Regions from separate parts of the Homo sapiens genome. Here region 2 is linked to region 1. A link is a contact called in ENCODE Hi-C or POLR2A ChIA-PET data. All regions are on one chromosome and are shown on one strand. The core of a region is the stretch at or near the end of the contact, and the rest is flanking DNA. Distances in the headings are between cores, read along the strand shown.

Region 1 (7,605 bases), core at 2,948-5,447:
CCCTTGCCCACTCTTGTGTCCAGCAGATTTAAGATCTCCAAGGTCATTGTGGTGGGGGACCTGTCGGTGGGGAAGACTTGCCTCATTAATAGGTAAGGGGGTGCTGGAGCTGAGCTGGGCAGGGTGGGGCCAAGCCTAGCCAGGTGGGCTGGCTCCAGATCACAGCATCTGGTACCCTCTCAGGTTCTGCAAAGACACCTTTGATAAGAATTACAAGGCCACCATTGGAGTGGACTTCGAGATGGAACGATTTGAGGTGCTGGGCATTCCCTTCAGTTTGCAGCTGTGAGTGCTTCCACACCCCTTCCAGCTATCCCTTCTCCCCAGCACCCACACCCCCCAAGATACATACCTGTGCTTCACTCTTCCTTCCTTCCAGTTGGGATACCGCTGGGCAGGAGAGGTTCAAATGCATTGCATCAACCTACTATAGAGGAGCTCAAGGTAAGGGGCTGGGTGAAGTGGGGTAGGTGGGTCTCAGAGTGCACATGGCTTCTCATATGGAGCTGGAAGGATTGGGGAAATGAGCAGTAGTGTCTTCCCTGTCAACCTGGGGCTGTTTCTGCCACTCTTCCAGCCATCATCATTGTCTTCAACCTGAATGATGTGGCATCTCTGGAACATACCAAGTAAGTGAGCATCCTGCAATATAATGGGAGGCTCCGGGAAGAGAGGGTTCAGAACAGAGGGGTGGTCAGGAAGAAGAAGAATGCATGTAGGACCAGAGAGGGGGTAATTGGGCCTATGAATGTCAGTGGGAGGGGCCCTGCAGACTCACTCATCCCTTACTTTCCACCTCCCATGGCAGGCAGTGGCTGGCCGATGCCCTGAAGGAGAATGACCCTTCCAGTGTGCTTCTCTTCCTTGTAGGTTCCAAGAAGGATCTGAGTGTGAGTGTGCCAGTGGGGGGACTTCCCAGCTTGGTGAGGGAATGCCCCCCTCTGACTCTGGCCTTCCCTCAGACCCCTGCTCAGTATGCGCTGATGGAGAAAGACGCCCTCCAGGTGGCCCAGGAGATGAAGGCTGAGTACTGGGCAGTCTCATCTCTCACTGGTGAGTTGGAGGCTTTAGGGCTCTGCTGTGACACTCTTGCCTGGCTCTCCTCTCACTGCTACACCTCCAGCTGTGCCCTGTGTCCCCAGACCCAGCACTGCCCCTGAGCACCTATCTGCTCTCTGTGTCAGGTGAGAATGTCCGAGAATTCTTCTTCCGTGTGGCAGCACTGACCTTTGAGGCCAATGTGCTGGCTGAGCTGGAGAAATCGGGGGCTCGACGCATTGGGGATGTTGTCCGTGAGTGCTTGCCTGGTTGAGGGTGGCAGAGGGCACAGTGAGCCTCCAATCCCTGCTTCACATATTTTCCACCCTTCTTTAGGCATCAACAGTGATGACAGCAACCTCTACCTAACTGCCAGCAAGAAGAAGCCCACATGTTGCCCATGAGGGCTGAGGAGACTGTTCAGAGACTGCCCAGCCCTAGGGCACTGTGCCACCCTCATTCCTCCAGAGCTTGACCCCTGGACATTTGCACTGACTTTATCCAGACCAAAGAGCTGCCTCTTGGTGGCAGTATTCCCACAGAGGGGTAGCTGGGATCATGCTAGTCACTTCCTGCCCCCAGGCACCGTGCCAAAGACTGGATGCCCCCTACTCCTCAGGGGACTGTCCAGGGCGCCCAGTGGTAGTGAGGGAGAGTGTCTCTGTTCTTTTGCTCAGCCTGCTGGGCCCTTTGTGTTTGAGGATGCTTAATGATTCCAGCCTCTCACTGTGCCTTATGCATTAAAATTTCTTTGTTACGAGCACTTTGGGGCTGGAGTTCTTTGTTGGGGATGATGGATGTGGAATGGGCATGACTGTGTGGCCATTTTGGCACTAGAGTCCCCTGGGGATGCTGTGCTGGCCATCCCTGGCCCCTGGGCAGGTTCAGGTAGGCTGGGAGCTGAAACATCAGTTTGGGGGCTGCACTGGGCCCTCACTGGGTGAAGTCTGAATGGCTGGCTTTGAGAGCCCTTTCCCCTGATCCTTTCCCCACACGTGTCCTCCTACTTGGTGCTTATACCCAAATTTTCACCACTGGAGAATCTTTTTCTTTTTTTCACCCTTTTCTTGCCTTCCCTTTAAGAAGTACTTTTCCAGGCAGGGTGCGGTGGCTCGTGCCTGTAATCTCAGCACTTTGGGAGGCCAAGGCAGGCAGATCACTTGGATTCAGGAGTTCGAGACCAGCCTGGCCAACATGGTGAAACCCGCGTCACCATTAAAATCCAAAAATTAGGCCGGGCGCGGTGGCTCATGCCTGTAATCCCAGCACTTTGGGAGGCTGAGGCGGGCGGATCACGAGGTCAGGAGATAGAGACCATCCTGGCTAACATGGTGAAACTAAAAATGCAAAAAATTAGCCAGGCGTGGTGGCTGGTGCCTGTAGTCCCAGCTACTTGGGAGGCTGAGGCAGGAGAATGGCCTGAACCTGGCAGGCGGAGCTTGCAGTGAGCCGAGATGGCACCACTGCACTCCAGCCTGGGTGACAGAGCGAGACTCTGTCTCATAAAAAAAAATAAATAAAATAAAATACAAAAATTAGCCGGGCGTGGTGGTGCATGCCTGTAACTCCAGCTACTTGGGAGGATGAGGCAGGAGAATTGCTTGAACTCAGGAGTTATAACCATTAACTTTTCTTTCTTTTTTTTTTTTGTTTGTTTTTTTGGTTGTTTATGCCATTAACTTTTATAAGAAAGAAAGGTGACCAAGACCCTGGCTCCCTGTTGACATCTAACCCAGAGTTCCAGAGTAGCTGGAAGCACCTCAGACATCTGGGTCAACAAAGGAGGACTTATGGCCTCGTGTCATCCTGGGAGGCTAAGGGGGTGTCCAAGTTAGAAGGCAGATTCTGGCTCCCAGTTGCCAAGTGCTCTGTCTGTTCCATTCCTGGTTCCATTCTCACCAGGATGGTTGGTTTTTCTGCACACTTCCCTTCTCCTGGCTTCCCCTCCCTCGCAGTTCCTAGACTCTCTAGAGCTACCACGGGAAGGAGGGTCTGGGCAGCAGCCCTACCCACTCCGGACTTGGGTCTGGAGGAAAGTGAAGGTGGGGATCAGGCAGAGCAATAGTAGCAGCAGCAGAGCCCCTGGATGATGGTGGAGAAAACAAGGTGTGGACCCCATCCTTTCTCCTCCTCTTCATCCTGGCTTTGGAAGCTGGTGCCAAGAGAAATGGAGGGGTGTGGTGCATGGAATGTCGTCGATATGGCCATAACTTCTTTTCACACTCTCCTGTGATTGTTTTTTCCATTTCTGTTCCCTCGCAGCACTGGGCTCCTCACCCTTGCCTTGCCTGTTAACAGATGTGTGTGAAGCCAGCACCACAGTCCAGGTGTGGTGTTTGTGCTGCACCGGGTGTGGGAGTTCTGTGTTCCGTGTGCATGTTGTATTAGTCTGTGTGTGGTGAGTATATTCTGTGTGTGTGTGATATATGCATGCGCAGAGTGTGTATGTTGTACCTGAGGGCGTGAGGGGTGTCACTGGGATGAGGTTCCTATGAATGCAGCCTGCCCTGTTCTCCAGATTGTCTATCAGGATAAGCTTACGACTCTCTATTGGGCAGTATTGTCTCTAGAATAGGGTGTCCCCTGGGGGCCAGGGGCGGGAACGCTGCGGGGTGGCGCAGGGGCTGGGAGCCGACATCAGGTCCTCAGCCCGGAGTTAGGTCTTCGGAGAGGCCTGTGGGCGGAGAAAGGGGAAGCCCGGGCTCCACCAGAGGCGGAGGGACCTCGAAGCCCGGAAGGTGGAGGGGAAATGGCGACGCCAGGACCTCCCTGGGCTCAGGGGATCCTCCCATCTCAGCCTCCCGAGTAGCTGGGACTACAAGTGCGCACCACTAAACTAGCTAATTTTTGTATTTTTTGTAGAGATGGGGTTCGCTCTCTCGCCAGCGGGCAGAGGCGGGGCTGCGGCTGGGTTCCCAAGGGTCGGTGGGGCGGGGAGCGGGACGGGAGTGTGCGGTTTAGAGAATGGCCGGGGCGGGGCTAAGAATGGGGCTGGGGGCAAGGCTCGTTGTAACACTAAGAATTGGGGCTACGATCTGGAGGCAGGGTGAAAATCTGGGGTTTGGACTGCAAGCTGGAACCAGAGATGGGTGGTGAGAGCTGGGCCTGTAAGGTTAAGGTCTGAGATAAAGAGGGGCCTGGGAGGCGCCGGAGGCCCCGGATGAAGAACGCGGCTGACGCTGAGACCCAGCTGGGAAGACTACGCAGCCTGGAGCCGGGCTGGGGAGGCCGGCGGGGGCTGCGCCAGCATGAGGCGGGGTTAGGGGCTAGGCGGGGGCGAAGCCGAGACTGGAGTTCACGGCTGGGCCGAGGGCTCGGCCGGGCTGAGGCTCAGGGTTGGACTTCACGCAAGAGTCCTGTAGAGACGAAGACCTGGGCGGAGAGCGATGTGGGTCAGGACGACGCTCACAATTGAAAGATGGACTAAGGAAAAGACCGAGCCCAAGGCCCGCTCGTGGGATGAGAGCAGATGCCGCGGTAAGAGGGGCGGGGCAGGGGCTGGGCAGAGGGCGCGGCCCGGCTCGCAGACCCCGAGCGGCGCACGCGGGAAGCCGGCAAACCGACGAGGGAGACGGGCAAACCAACGAGAGAGGCGGGGCCCAGTGCTGGGCCGGGGCGGAGCTAGGGCCGGGGCGGAGCTAGGGCCGGGGGCGGGCTCGCGTCGAGCCGCGGGCCAATGATTGAGGACTGGGGTCCTGAGGCCCTGCTGGGTCGCCCGCGGGATGGGCGGGAAGTCTGGTTCCAGCCAGAGCTGGAACGCTCGGCTATCGGACTGGGTGGCACCGGGCGCAGGCCGCTGCCCTTGAAGCGCCGGCCTTGGCTGGAGCCCGTGGACCAGCGCCCACCCGGACGCCGGGGCGGGAGCGGGCGGTTCCATCGACCCTGAGGGTGGACCAAGGAGACTGAGGGTTCCACCCGTGGCATCACAATTACCTCCGCGGCGGCGAGGCCAGAGAGGCATTTCCAAGGAGACGCGGGCGCACTGCCCCTCCCTTGCTTCCTCCTCTTCCCTCCTTCCTCTCCTAGTTTCTTCCCTCCCTTCCCGCCCTACTCCTTCCCTCCCTTCCCACCCTACTCCTTTCGGCTGCTCTGGTGCCCACCCCCAGTGCCTCGAGGTCGAGGAGAGCTCCTCGGCCCCGCAGGACGGGGAGGATTCTGTACAGATGAGCATAACTTGTGAGTTTTGAGTTAGGCCTTTGTGCGCCGATTAACGCCTCACGGGGAAAGACGCCATAAGCCTCCCACTTTCTTTCACCCTATCACCCTCCTCATTCATTGTGTGTGTTGTCAGTCACTCCTGCTGCAGGAACTCTGGACTGCTGCTGGTCAGAGGTCTCCTCCTGTCCTCTGGAACTAAAGAGCAGATTGCTTTTCTCAGCTCTGAAGAGAGTTACTAAATTCGTCTCCCCCTTTGTCCTTCCTCCCCTCGTCTCCTTCACAAACAGAGCTGATGGGTGTCCGAGCTCTGGGGGAGCTAGTGAGTGGAGAGTAAACAGGCTCTGACCCTGCATGTGTGCTTTTTTTTTTTTTTTTTTTTTTTGAGATGGAATCTCGCTCTGTCGCCCAGGCTGGAGTGCAGTGGCGCAATATCGGCTCACTGCAAACTCCACCTCCCGGGTTCAAACAATTCTCCTGCCTCAGCCTCCTGAGTAGCTGGGATTACAGGCGCGCGCCACCACGCCCAGCTATTTTTTTTATTTTTTTTTATTTTTAGTAGAGACGGGGTTTCACCATGTTGGTCAGGCTGGTCTTGAACTCCTGACCTCGTGATCCGCCCACCTCGGCCTCCCAAAGTACTGGGATTACAGGCATGAGCCACCGCGCCTGGCCATGTGTGTCTCTTTCATGGTGGCTCCTGAAACAGCAAGGCAGAGGAGTTTTGGTTCCTCACCCTGGCTGAGGTCCCAGCGGCATGACTTTAGGGTCCAGGGTGGATAAGGGAGGCTGTGGAGTCCAGATTGAGTAAAACCAGAGGGTGAGGAATTGGTAGTGTTGGAGCTGAAAAGCAGGTGCAGTAGGAAGTGACTGTGCCTCAAAAAAACACCTGTCCTTCCCGCCGTCTCACTCTGCTGCCCACACTGGAGTGCAGTAGCACGATATCGGCTCACTGCAACCTACACTTCTGGGGTTCAAGCGATTCTCATGCCTTGGCCTCCAGAGCAGCTGGGACTACAGGTATGTGCCACCATGCCTGGCCGATTTTTGGATTTTTATTAGAGAAGGGATTTCACCATGTTGACCATGCTGGTCTCAAACTCCGGACCTCAAGTGATCCGCCCACCTCGGCCTCTCAAAATTCTGAGATTACAGGCATGAGCCACTGCACCCGGCCTGGTAGGACAGGTTTTGCATATGGAGCTGAACGTGATTTATTTTATAAGACAGAATCTCACTCTGTCGCCCAGGCTGGAGTGCTGTGGCTCTCTCAGCTCACTGCAACCTCTGCCTCGCCGGCTCACTCAAGCAGAATGTGGTTTTAAGGCTTGGCTATGGGCCGGGTGCGGTGGCTCACGCCTGTAATCCCAGCACTTTGGGAGGCTGAGGCGGGCGGATCACGAGGTCAGGAGATCAAGACCATCCTGGCTAACACGGTGAAACCCCGTCTCTACTAAAAATACATAAAATTAGCCGGGCATGGTGGTGGGCGTCTGTAGTCCCAGCTCCTCGGGAGGCTGAGGCAGGAGAATGGCGTGAACCCGGGAGGCGGAGCTTGCAGTGAGCCAAGATCCCGCCACTGCACTCCAGCCTGGGCGACACAGCCAGACTCTCTCAAAAGAAAAACAAAACAAAACAAAAAAAAAGGCTTGGCTGTGGAGCTTCACATACAGAATGACCTTTGTTTACAGGGGTGTGTCCCCAGCCAACAGTAAGTAGACAGGGCTGAAAGAGCATAGGCTATGGAACCAGGAAGACCTGGGTTTGAATCCTACTTCTACAGTCTATTAACAATGTATGTTTGGACAAATTACTTATCCTCTCTGAGTTTCTGTGTTCTCATCCATAGAATGGGGCTGTGGTGGGGATTTAGAATCAAAGGCATATATTTTAGTTGAGACAGGGTCTCACTCTGTTGCCCAGGCTGGAATGCAGTGGCGTGATCACGGCTCACTGCGGCCTCGATCTCCCTGGGCTCAGGTAATCCTCCCACCTCAGCCTCCTGAGTAGCTGGGACTACAGGTGTGCACCACTAAGCCAGCTAATTTTTGTATTTTTTGTAGAGATGGGGTTTTGCCATGTTGCCCAGGCTGGTCTCGAACTCCTGGACTTGTGATCTTCCCGCCTCAGACTCCCAAAATGTCGTTTTTTTTTTTTTTTCCTTTTTCTGGAGAACGGGGTCTCGCTATATTGCCCAGGCAGGTCTCGAACTCCTGGGCTCAAGCTATCCTCCCGCCTCTTGCCTCTCTGAGAGCTGGGATTACAGGCGTGAGCCACCGTGCCCGGCCCAGACTCCCAAAATGATGGGATTACAGATTTATGTCATTTCATTGGTGGATGTTGAAAACATGGAAGTTGATGAAGTTATCCAGGACATGCTTTTGTAGAGCCTTCTGAGGAGGTGACCAAGTC
Region 2 (7,605 bases), core at 5,037-7,536, 310 kb after region 1:
TGTACAGAAAGCCCTTTATCATGTCTTCTCTCTGTTGTCCTGGAGACTCCTTTTTACCATCTCATGCTTCAAAATTCAGCTCCTCTGTGAATCCTTTGACTTTCTCTTGATGACACACACACACCTTCTCTCTGAAATTATTCATCCTACGGCATGCTTTTGTTATTGTTATTTGAGATTTGTTGTGCTGCTTCCCACTAGCCTGAGGACTCATAGAAGGAAGGAATTATGTAAATTCTTGTCTGTAACCTCAGCACCTAGCAGTGGGCCTGGCAGGCGGTAGATGCTAAATGAATAGATGGATAGATGCAAAGGCTCTAGCAAAAGGAAAGTGTTTAAAATGAAACCAAGGGCAGGAGGCCAAAGACAGAAAGTGTTTTGTGAAATCTCCCCCATGCGGTAATGACATCTTTATGCACTTAATGCACCTCTAGCCCTGTACTTCTCTGAATTCTGGGTAGCATCCCTCTGTAAGGCCCAACTTTTCCTCTCACTTGGGACAGCCTCACTTCTTTCTGGTGAAATCCCTCCTACCTTCAAGCCCAGTTCAACAGCAATCATCATCTCTGGCACCTGGACACAGCCACATAAAGTTCACAGCCATACATATTTTCTCATTTGACCCAAACATCCACCCCATAGGTAGATATTATTACTTCATTTTTCACAGACAAGGAAATAGAGGCCCAGAAATTATTTCATTGATGAGAAAATTGAAGCCAGAAAGGGACTTGGTCAAAGTCTCACAGCGATGGGGGCATAGTTGCAGCTTCTACTCAGTGCTGGGAACACCCTTAGTTGTGACAAGGATGCTGCTTTGACTTTTAGGGTTGCTATGTGAGAAGCAACATCTCAAAAAGGAAAATAGCTTTTCTCTCATGCTGTCTCCTTCCTTCCTCTCAGTGTCTAAAATCATGAAGAGCTCTTTGGAAGCTGTAAGTGGCCTCTTGCAAAAAGGAGGCATAGGTTTTGGGTGGAGGCTGTGATAAGACTGCTGTTTGGATGAAGAATCCCTGTTGCAATCTTCTCTGTCACAGTGGTTGTATAGACAGCCTCTCGTAGGCATTATCCAACTGGAAGCAAAGAGAAACCCTTATGACTTCCAGGCACTTCCCCAAAGCCTCTCAAAATTTACTGAGTACATATCCTGGGGTTGGACAACACAGTTTTTAGTGCCAGTACTTACCATTCCCAAGCCCATGGCAGACATCAAGAATGAATCGCAGGACTCCTTCCCACAAAGCTGGAAAAATAGCCCATCTCAATGTAGCAATCCAGACAGATTCAATCAATTGACTGGAGTTGATGCATGTCATCAAAGTTATTTAACATTTTATCTTATTGCATGTCAAGCCCAGGGATAGGGAATACAGAGGTGAAAAAAATTTTCTCTGCCCTCAAATCTGGAGGCAGGACATAGGTAGGGGTTAAGAGGAGACAAACCTGGGAACACATATTTATAACCAGGTTAAGTTTAAAACCAGGGTTAAATGTATGAACCCAGTATTGTGGAAGTACATATTAGCCAATGACTAATTCCGCCTAGAAGTGAGACACAGAGGTGGGTTTTGAAGGATGAAAAGGAGCTGAATAGGCCAAGCAAAGTAGGAAGGGTATTACTGGCAAAGAGACTAACATATACTAAGGCTTAGAATAACAGAAAGCACTAGAACAGGTAGGTGTAAGGAAAAGAAAACCTGTACCCAGAGTGAGAAAAACCATTTCCCTTCATCCCTCTATGCTGTAGTTACATCATCTGTAAAAATAATAATACCTGGCCGGGCGCGGTAGCTCACACCTGTAATCCCAGCACTTTGGGAGGCCGAGGTGGGCGGATCACTTGAGGTCAGCAGTTTGACACCAGCGTGACCAACATGGTGAAACCCTGTCTCTACTAAAAATACAAAATTAGCCAGGTGTCCCGGCACATGCCTGTAATCCCAGCTACTTGGGAAGCCAAGGCAGGAGAATCGCTTGAACCTGGGAGGCAGAGATTGCAGTGAGCCGAGATCACGCCATTGCACTCCAGACTGGGCAACAAGAGTGAAACTCCATCTCAAAGAAAAAAAAATTGTAATACCTATCTCATAAGGCTGTAGTCAGGATTCAGTAAGATAATGTATGTAATGCCCTCAGTATGGTGCTGCCTGCTTCAATAAAAGTCAGCTCCTAGTGATGTCTCCAGAACATCAAGGAGCATGAAGCTGATATTTGGCAATTGAGCCAGAATACATTTGAAGGAGAGGAGTATCATCAGATTTTTAAAATGTTTATGTTTTCCATGATTAAAACATATGTTTATATCTGTTTATATCAGAAGGGTTGAAAACATTTTAAATAGAAGAAAAGAGAATCTTACCTAACCCTACTACCACGCAGAGAGGACTTCTGTTAATATATTGGTGCCATGGTTTCCAGTCTTTACTCAGTGCAATTCTTTTCTATGCCTATGACCATACCACATAAACAAGCTCTCTGTTTTTTCTACATACAAATTATTATGTAAGCAGTTTTCCATATTATTATAATCTCTTTGAACATATCATTTTAATGACTCATATTCATGGAGTGGATAGACTATAATTTACTCAGCCATTTCGCTACTGTTGGACACATAGGTTGTTTATCTTTTTTTTTTTTTTTTTACTCTTGTCAATATAATGTTATGGGAGAATATCTTAGCACATAAGGCTTTTTTCTGTACTTGAGACTATTTCCTTTAGATAGAGACCTACATGTAGAATTAGAGGCTTCAAGGGTCTTGATTAAAGGCTACCAAATTTTTTCCTGAAAGGGTGTATTTACACTCCTTCAGCAGTATTTGTTTCACTGTAGCCTTACCAGCTTTGAGCATTCTCATTTTAAACAAAATCATTGCTAATGTGTTGGCTGCAAAGAACAAGATCAAAGGCACAGTGTTTTTCTCACTATTCAGAAGCTGGAGAAGAGCTCATTTGTGTGTCTCACATGCATGTTCTGTGTTACAACCTCTCAGTGCTTGGTTTTTATCTGTTTACTGAGGGAGGGATCTTCAGGTTATTATCACATATAGTTAAAATAGTAACCCTTTGTCATATTTTATTTTATTTTATTTTATTTTTTTGAGATGGAGTTTCGCTCTTGTTGCCCAAGCTGGAGTGCAATGGCATGATCTCGGCTCACCGTAACCTCCACCTCCCGGGTTCAAGCAATTCTCCTGCCTTAGCCTCCCGAGTAGCTGGGATTACAGGCATGTACCACCACGCCCGGCTAATTTTGTATTTTTAGTAGAGATGGGGTTTCTCCATGTTGAGGCTGGTCTTGAACTCCTGACCTCAGGTGATCCACCCGCCTCGGCCTCCCAAAGTACTGGGATTACAGGCATGAGTCACTGCGCCCGGCCATATTTTAAAAGAAAGATTTTTCTTTCTTTTAATGACAAACAAATGACTTTGTTTGTCATTTGCCTTTGAATTAAGGCTTTATGTTCTGATGGAAATAAGTCTACAGATCTTTTCCTTTGCAATAGCTTCTCCTTTCCTGTAGAAATTTGACAGGCAGGACTTTTTAGCTCTCTCTGGGTAAGTCACCTTTCCCTCTGGACCTCAGTTTCCCTGTCTTTTAAATGGTTGGATGGGTGGAGATGTGATTTCTCAGCTTCCTTCTAGGTGGAGATTCTTGGGCTCTGGACTCCACAGTGCAGCTCAACATTGGCAACCCTCTCCACATGCTCTGGGACTCCAGCTGCGGAATCTCCTCTCCTTGAGACTGAGAGTTCATTCAGCGATCGTCTTTTGAGCATCTACCACACGCCAGGCACTATTCTAGATGCTGGGGATATGGTAGTGATGAAAAAACAAAGTCCCTGCCATCATGACCTCTAGTAAAGGGAGATGGACAACAAAGAAACCAGAAAGTTATAATTCAGATGGTGATAAACACTATGGAAAAAAATGAAACAGGGTAAAGGATTAGGGAGTGCCAGGAAGCAAGGAAGGAGGGAAGTTGCTTATATAGGAGGGTCAGGTGACATTTTAGTGGAGACTTGAAGGAAGTGAGGGAGCCGGCCAGGCAGATATCCAGAAGAGCATTCTAGGTAGTAGTTACCGCAAGTGTAAAGGCCCTAAAGCAGGAGGCCAGCATGGCTTGAGCACAAGGATTGAGGGGGACAAAGCAGGGGAGAGGGACAGAGAAGAGGTAGGTGGCCTTAGGGCTCTCATAAGGACTTGGCTCTCACTGAGCGAAATGGAAAGCCCAGGATGGTTTTGAGCAGGCCAGTGACCTGATTGCAGCTGTTTTCAAGGAGTTAGAAAAGACCTCTACCCTAGTGGGTACTGCAGGCTCTGGCTCTGGGATGAGCCACACCCTGTCCCATTCCTGATGAGGGACCTTGGCCTCTCCTAGCCTTAGTTCTTTATCTAAGAAATAATTCCAAGGATTTAGCCAAGTACCCCTCCCTCACTGCAGCTGACCTAACTGGGCCAAGCTTTTGTGTAAGTGGTAGGGAGGAGTTGGAAGGGGAGGGAGGAGAGTGGAGCCAATCCAGAGGCTTGAATGTTTAATGTGGAATTTCCTCTCTCTAGGGGACCACAGGTGGGGGCAGCTTGCAGGGGGAGGTTATTCAGTTCACTAGTATCTAGCCAGCACCTACCCATCCTGAGTCTCGGACTCCTGGCTCAGGGGAGGTGGGGTAGCTAACAAGCTCCAACAGGCCCAGGCACAGTCACAGTGGCCAGAATTGGAGCCATCCATCCTCCCAAGAATCAGGCCTGTCAGGACCTGCCTCCAGAAACCCACTCAGCTGCTCTGTTCTCAGGGAAGGTGGCCTTTCCTGATTCTGCTCCCCCTACCTCCAGCCCCTGAATTAGCACCCTTGGAGTTCAAAACTATTTTCCACGGTTGGAATTTTGTATCAATTAGTAGGATTCTTTGACTATTTTTCCTCTCCCACCATTCTAGAAACTAACGGGCCTGGTGAGGGCTTTGTCTATTTCCTTTCCTGTTGTGGTCCCGGAGTCCCCCAGCACAGTGCCTGGCACGTAAGGGGCACTCAGTAAATGAGCTGAATGAATGAAAGATAGGGGAGTAAGGAAGGTAATGCTGTTCCTTTTTACAGGCAATAAAACAGAGGCCCAGACAGGGTCTGACCTCCTCAGCAGCAGAGCAGGTGACTGCCTTCTGGCCTAATTCCTATAATGGGAGCCACCCAGGAGCATAGGTTCACACCCAAGGACCTCCCAGGCCCTCCCCCATCTTCTCTAAGGGAACTGCAGAGCCAGGCCCTGCCTGACCCCAGAAACAAGACTAGTTTCCCAGGAAAAGATCCTAGGGCAGGAGTGGAGCAAGTGACAGCTTGTTTTTTATTTTATTTTTATTTTATATTTTTTGAGACAGGGTCTTGCTCTGTCACCCAGGCTGGAGTGCAGTGGTGCGATCTCAGCCCACTGCAACCTCTGCCTCCTGGGCTCAATTGATCCTCCCACCTCAGCCACCCGAGTACCTGGGACTACAGGTATCTGCTACTACGCCTGGCTAATTTTTGTGTATTTTTTGTAGAGACAGGGTTTTACCATGTTGCCCAGATTGGTCTCGAACTCCTGGGTTCAAGCGATCCATGCGCCTCAGCCTCCAAAAGTGCTGGGATTACAGGTGTGAGCCACCACTCCCAGACGTGACAGCCTGTTAATAGCAATAATAGCACTTTGAATATACCAGACACTGCTTTTCCACAACTTTTTGAGACATGTTTTGTTAGCAACTCCATTTTACAGATGAAAAAACAGAGGCTCAGGGTGGTAAGTGGCATGCCGAAGGTAGTGGCAGAGCCTAGGTGCTCCAACCCAGGCAGCTGGGCTCAGCCCACTCCGATCCTCTCCAGCTGCCTCTCTGTTACAGCGCAGAACATCAGCAGCATCAGGAGTCATGTGCTCTTCCAGCTCTGCCTTGAGTACCCGATGACCTCGTTTCCTCAGCGGTAGATAGCGATGGTTAATATTGGCTAGCCTGTAGAGTTATCGGGAGACCAACGCACAAAAAGGGTTTAATACCGTGCCCAGCACATAGTAAGTGGTCAATACATGTTAATTGTTGATATTCTTGTTATCTGTGGTGTGTCTGGGCCGGGAGGGAGGGCTGCAGGGCGGTGTCTACGCACACTTTACAGGTGAGGTCATCCCGCGGGCTGGGGGTGCCGGGCCCCTCGCTGGCCCACGCCCAGCCAGGTGCACCCGCGGCGAGAGTCCGGTGGCCTCAGGTCACAGGCCCCTCCCCGCCGGACATTTAAGGAGGGACGCCGGGCGCAGGCGCAGACAGCGCAAGCCCCACGCCACGCGTCGCTGGTCCCAGGCAGCGAGTCGCTCGCGCGCCCCGCCGCCCGCCTGGCGACAGCTCCGCCGCGCACGCACATGGAGGGGAGCGCGAGCCCCCCGGAAAAGCCCCGCGCCCGCCCTGCGGCTGCCGTGCTGTGCCGGGGCCCGGTAGAGCCGCTGGTCTTCCTGGCCAACTTTGCCTTGGTCCTGCAGGGCCCGCTCACCACGCAGTATCTGTGGCACCGCTTCAGCGCCGACCTCGGCTACAATGGCACCCGCCAAAGGGGGGGCTGCAGCAACCGCAGCGCGGACCCCACCATGCAGGTAGCGGGGCGGCGAGGAGCCTGGCAGGTGGAGGGCCCTGGTCTGGAGCGTGGGGGCAGCGGAGGGGCGGGGCCTGCGTAATGGTAGTGGCGGGTAACTGGAGGGAGGGTGCATTTTGGATGGTGGGCGGGACCAGAGCAAAGGGGCCTGACCGAGAACCTCAGCGGGTGGGATGCGAAAAGCTGAGCTAAAGTCTGGCCTTGCAGGTTAACAAAAGGGGGGGGAAAGGAAAGGGAATGGGGCCTTGGTCCATGTCCTTCCCCCTCTCCACTGGCAGATTTTGAAAGCTGTGCTAAGATTCTCTGAGGTTTAGGGCTCCAAAGGAAGTCCTCATCCCTGTAGCTCCCGGGATGGCGAGGATTTGGGGATTGTGGAACCCAGAGTGAGGAACCGCACCCTGGTCATTGTGCCCCTACAGGAAGTGGAGACCCTTACCTCCCACTGGACCCTCTACATGAACGTGGGCGGCTTCCTGGTGGGGCTCTTCTCGTCCACCCTGCTGGGAGCTTGGAGCGACAGTGTGGGCCGCCGCCCGCTGCTAGTGCTGGCCTCGCTGGGCCTGCTGCTCCAGGCCCTAGTGTCCGTTTTTGTGGTGCAGCTGCAGCTCCACGTCGGCTACTTCGTGCTGGGTCGCATCCTTTGTGCCCTCCTCGGCGACTTCGGTGGCCTTCTGGCTGCTAGCTTTGCGTCCGTGGCAGATGTCAGCTCCAGTCGCAGCCGCACCTTCCGGATGGCCCTGCTGGAAGCCAGCATCGGGGTGGCTGGGATGCTGGCAAGCCTCCTCGGGGGCCACTGGCTCCGGGCCCAGGGTTATGCCAACCCCTTCTGGCTGGCCTTGGCCTTGCTGATAGCCATGACTCTCTATGCAGCTTTCTGCTTTGGTGAGACCTTAAAGGAGCCAAAGTCCACCCGGCTCTTCACGTTCCGTCACCACCGATCCATTGTCCAGCTCTATGTGGCTCCCGCCCCAGAGAAGTCCAGGAAACATTTAGCC

What was found. Hi-C counts contacts between places; a loop is a spot of excess contacts on that map. ChIA-PET counts read pairs that join two places held with the same protein, here RNA polymerase II (POLR2A). Pooled maps may share reads with other maps.
Region 2: a loop to region 1 is called in a pooled map, with 2.8 times the contacts of the local background. The contact joins the promoter of SLC46A1 here to the promoter of PROCA1 in region 1. A Hi-C loop is called at or near these places in 1 of 168 maps with a recorded cell type or tissue (ascending aorta) and 1 of 50 pooled maps. POLR2A ChIA-PET finds 5 or more read pairs at or near these places in 2 of 52 experiments (Caco-2 and HepG2).

What each region holds. Positions count from the first base shown.
Region 1 is chr17:28,708,480-28,716,084 of GRCh38, reverse strand. PROCA1 (protein interacting with cyclin A1) reads left to right here and starts at 4,197. Exons shown (of 5, transcript NM_001366301.1): 1 at 4,197-4,515. The coding sequence starts at 4,425. RAB34 (RAB34, member RAS oncogene family) reads left to right here. Exons shown (of 10, transcript NM_031934.6): 3 at 27-92; 4 at 184-285; 5 at 380-444; 6 at 578-629; 7 at 809-890; 8 at 963-1,053; 9 at 1,185-1,292; 10 at 1,375-1,801. The coding sequence ends at 1,442. RefSeq lists enhancers at 3,343-3,422, 3,981-4,756, 4,757-5,532 and a silencer at 4,463-4,962.
Region 2 is chr17:28,404,893-28,412,497 of GRCh38, reverse strand. SLC46A1 (solute carrier family 46 member 1) reads left to right here and starts at 6,286. Exons shown (of 5, transcript NM_080669.6): 1 at 6,286-6,611; 2 at 7,030-7,605. The coding sequence starts at 6,384. LOC124903964 (a long non-coding RNA gene) reads right to left here and starts at 1,796. Exons shown (of 2, transcript XR_007065688.1): 1 at 1,187-1,796; 2 at 1-1,073. RefSeq lists enhancers at 3,291-4,131, 7,272-7,605 and silencers at 6,105-6,444, 6,645-6,804.